Linked DNA regions of Homo sapiens: region 2 is linked to region 1. The links are chromatin contacts, found by Hi-C or POLR2A ChIA-PET in ENCODE. All regions are on one chromosome and are shown on one strand. Each heading gives the region's core, a stretch centred on a gene start or an enhancer-like site at or near the end of the contact. The rest is flanking DNA. Distances are from core to core; before and after follow the strand shown.

Evidence for each region. Hi-C counts contacts between places; a loop is a spot of excess contacts on that map. ChIA-PET counts read pairs that join two places held with the same protein, here RNA polymerase II (POLR2A).
Region 2: a map of heart left ventricle shows a loop between it and region 1 (2.4-fold over the local background). The contact joins two enhancer-like sites. A Hi-C loop is called at or near these places in 1 of 168 maps with a recorded cell type or tissue (heart left ventricle). POLR2A ChIA-PET finds 5 or more read pairs at or near these places in 6 of 52 experiments (A549, H1, MCF 10A and 3 more).

Annotation. Positions count from the first base shown.
Region 1 is chr6:6,747,780-6,753,400 of GRCh38, forward strand. All of the region lies in intron 2 of LOC101928004 (a long non-coding RNA gene), which reads right to left. It overlaps LOC105374901 (a long non-coding RNA gene), which reads right to left. Exons shown (of 2, transcript NR_187807.1): 2 at 4,127-4,746. Among named protein-coding and RNA genes, the nearest start is that of LY86-AS1, 130 kb to the left of the region's middle. RefSeq lists enhancers at 2,233-2,850, 3,471-4,088. Within about 2 kb of position 2,389, at least 27 of the 41 ENCODE cell types and tissues checked have a DNase peak (open chromatin) inside an H3K27ac peak, as active enhancers do.
Region 2 is chr6:6,995,045-7,000,665 of GRCh38, forward strand. It overlaps LOC105374904 (a long non-coding RNA gene), which reads left to right. Exons shown (of 3, transcript XR_926432.1): 2 at 6-109; 3 at 280-781. Among named protein-coding and RNA genes, the nearest start is that of RREB1, 110 kb to the right of the region's middle. Within about 2 kb of position 3,232, at least 2 of the 41 ENCODE cell types and tissues checked have a DNase peak (open chromatin) inside an H3K27ac peak, as active enhancers do.

The DNA.
Region 1 (5,621 bases), core at 1,139-3,638:
TATATAGTCTCACCACTGACTATCTTTTTATATATATGGTGTATATATAAAAATATAGAAGTGTACAGTGTATGTGTATATGTGTGTATATATGTGTATATGTCTGTGTATAGACACATATATGCACATACACACATTATGTACATTTATATCTATATAACGGCAATGCCTGAGCTGGCTATTTCCAGGCGGCCAATATCCTGTTTTAAACTGATTTAAAATATTGCCACTGTAAACTAATATCGTGATTTGCAACCACTTAAATTCTGGAAGAATTTCTCAGGACTGTGATGAAAATCCCAGCGTCTGGTGGTTCCCTCATCGCAGCTTAACCCTAATTGCCTACACTAAGTCCAATTAGTGGCAAATCAGATTCCCCTTCATTTCATCTGATGAAGTAAGCTTTGGCAGGAGCATCTGCCCACGCAAAGCAGGGTGAAGACAGAGAGAAGAACGGGGCTGCAGGGAACGGGGACACGAGTGTGGGGACCCAAGGGTGACCACAGTCCTCCTGCCCCTGAGTCCCCACGGCTCCGTGCCTCCGGCTTGCAGATTCCTTTCCCTGGATAGAGTTTTTGCAACTGAGTTTGGTGAGAATCAAATCTATCAGGTACAGTCCTAGAAACAAATAACTTGAAGTCTACTTTAAAGGCAGATTCTCTTGGTCTCTTTCTTTCCTGTGTCTGTACCTCTGTGCATCTCTAACACACACACACACACACACACACACACACACACACACGGCCCTTCTGTAAGCACACTTTCCTCGCTGTCCCAGTCCTCTCAGTGTCCACGCTCCTGCAGGCGCTGACTTGGGTGGCGGTTGCAGAGGAACCAGTAGGACTGGCACGGCCATGGCCATGGAGCATGTGGTCCAGGGCACAGATAGCAGCAGCTCTGGTTCCAAAGGCAGTGCGTCCTGCCAAAGCCTTCTCTCTCTGCATCTCAAGGTCACAATAATAGATTACGAAAGAGTGGAAAAGCACAGCTCAGAAAATGGGCCATGGGGACTTTCCTCTGGGTGAGGAGGGAGAGAACAATGCCCGATGCGGCAGCAGGTCGTTTGAGCTCTGCTAGGGAAGGAAACGCGGAGCGTGAGGTCCCTCCAATGCCCGGCACCTGCAACGCCTCCTGTCCAAGGGCTCTGAAAACACAAAAATTGGGACCATTGGAAAATGATTTTTAAGGTGCTCTGATGTAGAAGAAATTCCATCACAAACATTAACCTGTTTCACAAGAATCAAATATTTACTATTGTGTTTCATGGTGGCTACTTTTTAAGTCCCTTGCAAATTAAGGTAGGACAAATGTTCTCACAAAATAAACATTCTCCTGTCTTCAGAAACCACTGATAAATAGTCCAGGCCGATGGATCCTTGCCTCTCCTCAGAATAAGGGAGGGCTGTTATTTTAAAGCAGCAAATAGAACAGATCCTCAAGTGCCCTGGCGGAACAGAAGGCTGGACTGTTAAAGTCTGTGACACTCTCAGTGATGACGTTGGTTTCTAAGGGCTGCAGCAGCCATACCCAAAGAAAACATTTTATATATGATGATGTAGTAACTATACTTCAAGTCTTGACTTAAAAATGTATAATTCAACAACAAAATTACAATTTCTCTGTAAAAGGAGCACTTTTTAAAAATCCAAGCCACTTACACTGGTTTGAAAATATTTGGGGGGTCTTAACTGCTTCTGAGGCTATAGCAAGTGGTTTCTCATAAAATCAGACCCAAGGGAACTCTCTGAGAGGACCCTAGGCACTTAGATTTTATTCCGGGTATAATTTATTCCAAACAGTTTAGCAAAATGATGGTCACATTATAAGAGCATACTCTGGATGCAAAATGTCCAGGAAAGACAGAAGTAGAGGTGGGGTCCAAGAAACAATTCCAGTCTCCTAGAAACCATGCCTTCTGCTCAAGCCAAGTGCTTCTCCTGATCACGTCCTCCTGGTAACTCCTAGCAGCTGCGAGCATTGGAACATAGTCTTACCAGTTCCGGAGCCACCAGGCACCTTCTCTGAACGTCTGAACTATCAGCCCCTTCCCTCAGAGCAGGCCTGCAGGGACTCAGCAAGGCTGGGTGCTGGAGGGCCACTCTGTAGGTCTGGCCAGAGGGAGACCACACCACCCAAAGAGCCATTCAGCGACCAAGGCTCCCCTGAGCGGTCGCTGCTGGTGACACAGGCCCTTTGCTGGGAGAGCCCAGCCCTACTCAGAACAGAAGGGCTCACTGCTCCAGCCTCCAGCCTTCAATCCCAGCTGCAGCTTTTCAGCTCTAGTTTTCCCTCCAGGTTATCTTCCCTCTGTGGCTTCCAGCGGGTCACCCTGTGATGCTGCAGTTCCCCAGTCTTTGCAAACGGGGGAGAGATGACTACTGACTTCCGCGATGATTCATGCTGGTTGTTTACAGCAGAGACAGAGGCAGTGCGCTGCCTGCACGTCTTGGAATTAGCTGAGCTGTGAGGGTGCAGCGAGGCCAGCACCGGGGTTCCCGGGTATGCCAAAGCTGGAATTGTGCTGCTCCTCTGCAGAGGTGCAGGGGGAGGGGGGAGCAGGGATACAAAACCTTGCCGGTCAAGGAACGCAGTGTTCCTGGCCCTGTCTGGAACCTTCACAAAGCAGGTGGGAAGGGAAAGTGCATGGGTAAGACGGACTTCCCAAAACAGCTTCTGCCAAATGAAATAAAGAATATCCAGTTCCTCCTTTTTAAATAAATAAATATATATATATATATATATATAAAATTATGAAATAATTTAAATACGTAGAAATATGCAGAAATAATAGATCAAAGGCCCAAGTACCCACTCATCAGCTTTAACATTTTGCTGTCTATACTACAGATTTTTTTATTTTCAAAAACAAAAATGTAATCAGTCAAGCAAGCACATGGCAGCTCCTGAAGGGATTTGATGTTGAGCAATCGCAATATCAAATGAGCCCACCTCCAGTTCTCCGCTGAACGGATCAGCTCATAGGTGTTACTTCCCTCACCCTGCCACCCCCGAGTCTCTTCTGTTGCTTGTGGGACACCGTGGCGAGAGCTCCGGAGTCCAGACTCCACTGTGGAGACTGACATGGTTCCCTGAGCTCCCTGCTTGGTCTCCTGTCCTGCCTGGTCTGAAGTCCTGCCTACGAAGACTGATGGCACTGTACCAATGCAGCAGCTTCCAAATCACTGAGCAAGCAGCCCCCAGCTTCCCCTCTCCCCCTGAGCCCACCTTCTCTCCACGCTCCCTTGTCCCAGGCTGTCCATAGGCACCATTTGGCTCCAATTCCACATCATAAGCGTTTCTATGAATATAGGCTTTGTGGAATGTTTATTCATAGGACATTAATCCCAGAGGGGAATAAAAGCAGTGCTGTCCATGACATTATCTGTGTTAGCCTTGGATTGTCTGCTGTAAAATGCTAATTGCAGCCTCTGGAGTTGAGAAGGTGTTTGTAGGAAGCCTGAACAGGGAGCAGGAGGGCAGGCAGAAGAGGCAGCCCAGCCTTCTAGGATGCCAGGGCCCTCAGAGGAGGAGGAAGGCCTGAGGCCAGGCAGCAGGTAGACAAGGCACAGAGCCTGGTTCTGGAGCTGGGCCTGGGAGGAGGCCTTTGTACTGCCCAGAGGAGGGGCCACAGTGTCCCTCCAGCCACCTGCTCACTGGTTTTACCAAAGCTGGTATCCACACATCCCAAGGGTCTCCTCAGAGCCCATGCCGCTGAACAAACCCACGTTTTTTAAAATGAGAGTGACACCAGCCTGCCCATCCTCACAGTGCAGCAGGGTGTGAGTGTGCAGTGGGGAGCAGGGAGCTAAATCCTAATATACGTGATGTATTTTGAGATTCCAAGGAGCTCCTGGATATGCATTCAAGGGTGGCAGTGTTTCAGGAGGGGCAGATGGGTGTGCAGGCAGCCACACCCTTTCCCCTCCCCCTCCCCCTCCCCCAGCAATTTGTTCCTTTTCAAGTTTGAGACACGCAAGTCTTGCATCTGTGTCTCTGGAGCCGCCTACACAAACCAGCGCAGAGATCACAGGGCTGGGACTGGCTGGCGACAGTTCGCTCCCTTAACTCCAGAGGAGGAAATGGAGCCAGAGGTCGTAAAACGATGATAGAATCGAAAACAAGACCATTTCTTTCTGTACCCCACACCCTTTTTACTTTCACAATGCACACACCCACACCCCACATGCACACTCACACCCATGTCCAGGGTGGCTGGACAGAGCCCCTCCCAGTACTGCCATTCATTTTGCATACATGTTTGGCTGGCTAGTGGGCAGGATTATGTCTGAGAAAACCTCCTTTTAATCAATCTGATGCTTGCCAGCCAAGGAGCTGACAACTGTGCAAAGCACTGAGCCATGGGGCAGTGTTCCGTTTTGTCTCCTCTGGGCAGCTGACAAGATGGAGTCCCTCGGAGGTGAGAGGATGGTTTCTAGAAGCACAGGAATTCTCAGTAGTGGATTAAACTGCAATGCAGACCTTCTGCATCCCCAGTGGAGAGTCAGAAGCCTGGGAGGATGCTAAGCATTCCAAGCAAGCAGTCTTCCAGAAAACTGCCAGCTTCCCCACAGCAGCCAGGGTGATGATGGGAAGAGTTGCTGCAGTCCTCGGCTTCAGCTTGTCCAGGAGCCGGCCCAGCACACCCAGCAGACTTCCCAGAGAGCAGGGGCTGGGGGATGGGAGGGGACCCAGTCCCCTCAGACTTCACAACAGATAGCCACCTTACAGAGAGGCCCATGAAATACACTTAAAAGGGAGGAATAAGGAAGGAAGAAAGGGAGGGAGGGAGGGAGGGGGGAAGGAAGGAAGGAAGGAAAGAAGGAATCTGTCAACAGCTAAGCTATGTAAGAAGGCTCATGCTAGGAAGTCTATATTTTTTACAATGATAAGGATGCCAGTTTGTCTGGGACTTTGCTCATCAAACCCTACTCATACCCCCCATAAAATCCCTTGCCTTCTCTATCGCCAGTTCTTAAGGACTTCATTTTTTCACTTAGCCGTTAGCCATTCGTGAACCTTACAAGTTGTGTTCTGAATTCTACCTTAGCTACTAAACCATACCTAAAGATACTGGCTCAGGAGCCAGCTCAGTCTAGTCTTATCCTGACTGTCCTGACACTGGGCCGTGAGCAAGTCTCTCAGCCTGTGGAGGGGAAAGGTGCTTGGAAGTCAGGCAGCCCCGCCTGGCTGCAGACACCACACAGGCTGTGCAATGGTGATATATTGTGATTTAAAATAAGAAATGTGTATTTTGGCCTATGTCTCTGGTTTCTGGAACAGAACTCCTAAAAGAAAGACAAACAAACAAACAAACCAACAAACAAAACTTTGTGATTTCTTGAGCAATAGGAGAACATCTTTTGTTCTAACGTTTGGTCTTTGACATGGTTCTCAACATAGAGCTCCTAAATCCCTTGGAATTTCCTGGGTGATAGGAGTGCTTTTGTTCTAATGAGGCGGCCCTTGGTGTGCTCCTGAGTCAGGGCTGGTCACCAGCAAGACCAAGCTATGATTAGAAGCTTGGAACTTTCAATCCCAACTCTCATCCTTTGGGGAGACTGAGGGGCTGGAGATTGAGTTAATAATTGACCATTCCTACATGATGAAGCCTCCATAAAAAT
Region 2 (5,621 bases), core at 1,982-4,481, 250 kb after region 1:
TCCAGATACAACCTTTCAGTCAGCATGAGTCCCAAGGGAAGATGACTTGGAGCGGAGCCTCAGCGCATCCACAATGGTCGTAGGGCATCAATATATGAGGGATAACGTGGTAAGACACTGAGCTGGGGAACCCCGTGCAACCTACTCTATCCTGCCTAATACGGTATTCATTGCTTATGATTGATAATAGCTACTATTTCATCAGCACTGTTTGTAAACCAAGCACTTGTGTTCTTACAACATTATTATGAAGTAGATATTCATTTCTCCACTTTACAGGTGAGGAAACAAGACCTGTAGAGATTAAGGAACTTTAGACCTGAGTTTAACCAGCTTTGAGACCTGGGCCTGAGTCTGTCTAAGGCTGAGGCTCTTGCCTCATGTTGGAAAACCAGCTACATTGGAAAACCTCCTGCATATCCTCCACAGCATTTGTGATCTCTTCCCTGAGCTCACAGAAGCACCCAGCAAATGCTTACAAATGACTAACTGAAGGGCAATGACTTGAGCACAGCTGCTGAATATGTGAATGAAGAAATGACTACAGCCAGTTCCTGACTTGCAACAGTTCCACTTACGATTTTTTTTCCTTTACAATGGTGCAAAAGCAGTAGGTATTCTCTACACATCTCAGCATATGGGGATATGTCTGATATCCCCATCCTAAATTGAAAATACCATAAGTCAAAGGTTCAATATTTTCGCCGGCCACACTGGCTCACGCCTGTAACCCCAGCACTTCGGGAGGCTGAGGCAGGTCACTTGAGCTTAGGAGTTTAAGACCAGTTTGGACAACATAGTGAAACCCTGTCTCTACAAAAAAAGATAAAACTTAGCCAGGTATGGTGGTGCATGCCTATAGTGCCAGCTATTCAGGAGGCTGAGGTGGGAGTATCACTTGAGCCTGGGAGGTGGAGGCTGCAGTGAGCCAAGATCATGCCACTGCACTCCAGCCTGGGCAACAGAGCCAGACCCTGTCTCAGAAAACAACAAAACAAAAGGTACAATATTTTCAACTTAGGATGAGCTTATCCAGACATAACCTCATCGTAAGTAGAGGAGTGTCTGTATTTGTTGAAAACTGCATTAGGTAAAACTGTCTAGAATCTCTCATGTAATACAAAAAAGATACAGACCATATCTTCAAAAACTAGATAATAAAGAGGTGAAATGGACCAAATATAATATTTAGAAGTGGTGTTGGAAGAAGGCCACACATTGGCCAGAGGACTAGACCAGGAATCCAGGGTCTGCATTCTAGTTCCTCCTACAGCTGTGTGCTGTTGGTAATCATTTTAACCTCTCTGAGCCTGTTCCATCACACAAAAAGATACTAATAAAACCAGTTCTAGGTGTCGAATGAAATAATATATGTGCTATGTTATGAATGTGTTTCCCAAAATTCATACGTGGGAAACTTAATCCCCAATGCAGCAGTGTTGGGAGGTGGAGCCTCTGAAGAGATCTTCAGGTCACAAGGGCTCTGCCCTCATGAATGAATTAGTTCCCTTTCAAAATGGGCTTTCAGTAGTGGGTTCATTCCTTCCTGCTCTTCTGCTATGTGAGGACACAGGTCCCTCTCCTCCAGAGGACACAGCAAGTGCCATCTTGGCAGCAGAGAGCAGCCCTTGCCAGATGCTGGAGCCTTGATCTTGGACTTCCCAGCCTCCAGAACTGAGAAATAAATGTCTCTTCTTTATAAATTACTGAGTCTCAGGCATTCTGTTATAGCCGCACAAAATGGACTACGACAACATGTAAGTCACTTTAAATTCTACAGTGGGTTGAAATGTCCCAGCATGGGGCCTGTCTGAACAGGAAAGTGGGTAAGTTCAGAAGAGGACTAGAAAGATGCTTCATCCAAGGGCTATAACCCTTTGTGGCGGGGCACTTGAAGAACATAGACTTTTTGAGTTACTGAAGTGTCTCTTTTATAGAATATATAATGCATATTGATTTTTTTTATTTTGTTGAAACTTCTTGATTTAAGAAGCATGCCACAAATTGCTATAAAGTTATAAAAGAGTAAGAAATTACTAAATTGGAGGCATCTCCTGTACAATCTAAAATTCAGGACCCCTTGTGAGAGGTCACTTGCTCCCTGTCGCCATGGAGGGGCATGGGATCTGTGCGTAAACATAAAATCTCTATGCACACATGTGTACACTTGCAATTAAGCCAAAGAATCTGCAGAGTATGTTTAAACCAGTGTAACACACCTCTCAGTCATCTTCACCCCAAAACGCTTTACAATGGAAATGGACTTTGTGCTCTGGGTTACTGAATTCTAGTCTTGGAAATATCCTCAAGCACGTGGAAAAGGAACTCGCACTTACTGAGTGCCCTCTGCGTGTCACAGACTTTACATAGGTTATCTCTAATGCTTATAGCAACCCTTCCAGATCTGAAGTTTAAGAGGCTTATATAACCTGCTCAAGGTCACACAGTTAGCAGGTGACAAAAGATAGATAACAAAAGCTACTGAAATCCTAGTTTATCTGACCCCAAAGCCTAGGTGCTTCCTCCTAGACCAGGGGGTTGGCAAATTACAGCCCATGGGCTAAGTCCTGCCCACCACCTTTGTTTTTGTACCACCTGTGAGTCAAAAACATTCTTTACATTTTTAAACAGTTGAGAAAAAGAAGAAGAATTTGTGGTGCGTTAAAACAATATGAAATTCAGATTTCAGTGTCCACATGTAAAGTTTTGTTGGAATGCGGCCCTGTCTATTTATTTACCTATCGTGTGTGGCTACTCTTGCACCACGATGACAGAGCTGATTGGCTGCAACAAAAACCATATGGCTGGCAAAGTCTAAAGTGTTTGCTTCCCTGGACCTTTTAATTTTTTTTCTTTAAGTAGAAATGGGATCTCACTATATTACCCAGGCTGGCCCCAAACCCCTGGTCTCAAGTGATCCTCTTGCCTCGGCCTCCTAAAGTACTGGGATTACAGGTGTGAGCCACTGCACCTGGCCTGCTTCCCTGGACCTTTACAGAAAAACTGTGCCTCCCCCTGCTCTAGAGCCTGTAGCCCTGTAGGTGATCCTTTTACGGATGAGAAAACAGAAGTCCACAGAGATTTAATAACCGTGTCCCAAGTTAAACAATCTTGGGAGAGATGCAGGTCTGACAGATGAGAAATCCTAAATCATAAATGTGCTGAGTTTCAAAGAAGCTCATAGATGGGTCAGCAAACCTGGCTGACCGCGATGGAGAGAGTGAGTGAGTGGAGTGGAGCAGAGCAGCCCAGAAGCTGCAGAGGTCATAGCAGAAATTCGGGCTCTGGTGGAGAATGATGCAATCAATTTGGGAATCTGAAATGACAAAGAGACAGAATATCCTGCCAGGAAGACACTGTCATCTGCAGCGTGGAGGCCGGATTAAAGGAGAGCACTCAAGACTCACTTGCCAGGGCAGAGTAAATCACTCTCAGAACTTGATCTTTCACTCAGTGAAACAAATAAAAGAAAATGGTAATAAACAAAAATCGTGGTACTATTGCAATTAATTTGTTCATAACATATTAAGAGAACGTTTATAAAATATGATTGTTTTTGTAAAAGAAATTGCATATGTATTTGTGTGTGTGTATCCATAGGAAAAAGCAAAGATAGATTTACATCAGCTTTCCAATGGTAGCTACTTCTACAGAGAGAGAGAAAAGAGAGGAGGGAAGCTCTCGTGTTCTATTTTATACAAAATTATATCATTTGAATTTTTATCTTGAGAACATAATATTTGCAAAAACTTAAAAACAAAATAAGTGATCTGTTATCTGTAAAATAAATAGACTGTAAAAGATTGTTTAGTGTCAGTGTGGAAGTCACTAGGAGGTAGCCCCCAAAAGCCATTAGGCTGGTAAAAATCTAAGCAAAGCCTGTAAACCAGTTCATTGCAAGATCTGTAAACTAATTAGCTGTATGATGCCAATACCAATTTCCTGGTTTTGATCAGCATATAATACTACATAAGATGTCACCATTGCAGAAGCTGAGTGATGAGTGCATGGGACCTCTTAACACTGTTTTTGCAACCTTTTGCTTTTTAGAAGTTTAAAATTGAAAATTGAAAATTGAAAAAGAGCCGAGCATGGTGGCTCACGCGTGTAATCCCAGCACTTTGGGAGGCTGAGGTGGGCAGATCAGTTGATGTCAGGAGATCGAGATCAGCCTGGCCAACACGGCAAAACCCCATGTCTACTAAAAATACAGAAATTAGCCAGGCATGGTGGTGTGTGCCTGTAATCCCAGCTGCTAGGGAGCCTGATACATGAGAATCACTTGAACCTGGGACACAGAGGTTGCAGTGAGCCAAGATCGTGCCACTGCACTCCAGCCTGGGCAACAGAGTGAGACTCTGTTTCAAAAAAAAAGAAAAAGAAAATTTTAAAAGCGGCTGAGCATAGTGGCTCATGCTTGTAATCCCAGCACCTTGTGAGGCTCAGGTGGAAGGATCACTTAAGCCTAGGAGGTCGAGGCTACATTGAGCCCTGATCTCGCCATGGCATCCTAGCCTGGGTGACAGAGTATAACCCATCTCAAAAAAAAATAAAAAAAAGAAAGTTTTAAAAGAAAACTACTAGGTGGAACTACATGAAGTTGTAATATTGGACTGTTTTTGACCCACAAATATGGCAATTTCATATAGTTAACTCTACAGTTAATCTAGGGAAAGGTGTAGCTGAATTAACTGTATTTGAACCTGTCTGAAAGAGCTTTGGCAACAGATGGAGGCCGTCTGCATGGGGTATGGCAGCTTCAATTCAGCAAGCCTCCTGAGGACTTCATGGTTTCGAGGGGCAGCTGTGGTCCTGGGGTTCAGCTCCCTCTATTCTGACTCCCCCCTCACTAAGCAGCACTGGTGCTGGGAACATGGGTTCCCCAGTCCCTGGGAAGATACGCAGCTCTTGACATGCAGGCTGATGATCCTTCCCTGAAAAGTTTTGTTAGCAAAAGCTGCGCAGCTGGAAGAGTTCTGGGTGAGTGGACAACATTATGCTTCAGGTCCTAGAAAGCTGAGGATAACCCTTAAGAGTGTGGTGGTCACAAGCCAGCACCACCCCTCGGGGTAGCCAGGCTCTCTCTGACGTGGCTTCTGCATGGTCAGCACTGACCAAAGACACAAACAAAGGGTGGACCTCAAAAGACCCAAAGGAGAAGTAGGATGCCTCAGCAGCTGCTCCACAGAAGCAGCCACCGTGGTGCCGTGGCAGCCCTTTGGACAGGGCTCCCAAATGTGCGGAATACTTAGGCTGAAGGAAAAGAGCACATTCTGGCCAGGCGCGGTGGCTCACGCTTGTAATCCCAACACTTTGGGAGGCCGAGGCGGGCAGATCACCTGAGGTCGGGAGTTTGAGACCAGCCTGACCAACATGGAGAAACCCCATCTCTACTAAAAATACAAAAATTAGGTGGGCGTGGTGGCACATGCCTGTAATCCCAGCTATTTGGGAGACTGAGGCAGGAGAATCACTTGAACCCAGGAGGTGGAGGTTGGGGTGAGCTGAGATTGTGCCATTGCACTCCAGCCTGGGCAACAAGAGAGAAACTCTGTGAAAAAAGGAAGGGAGGGAAGGAGGAAGGGAGGAAGGGAGGGAGGGAGGGAGGGAGGGAAAGGAGC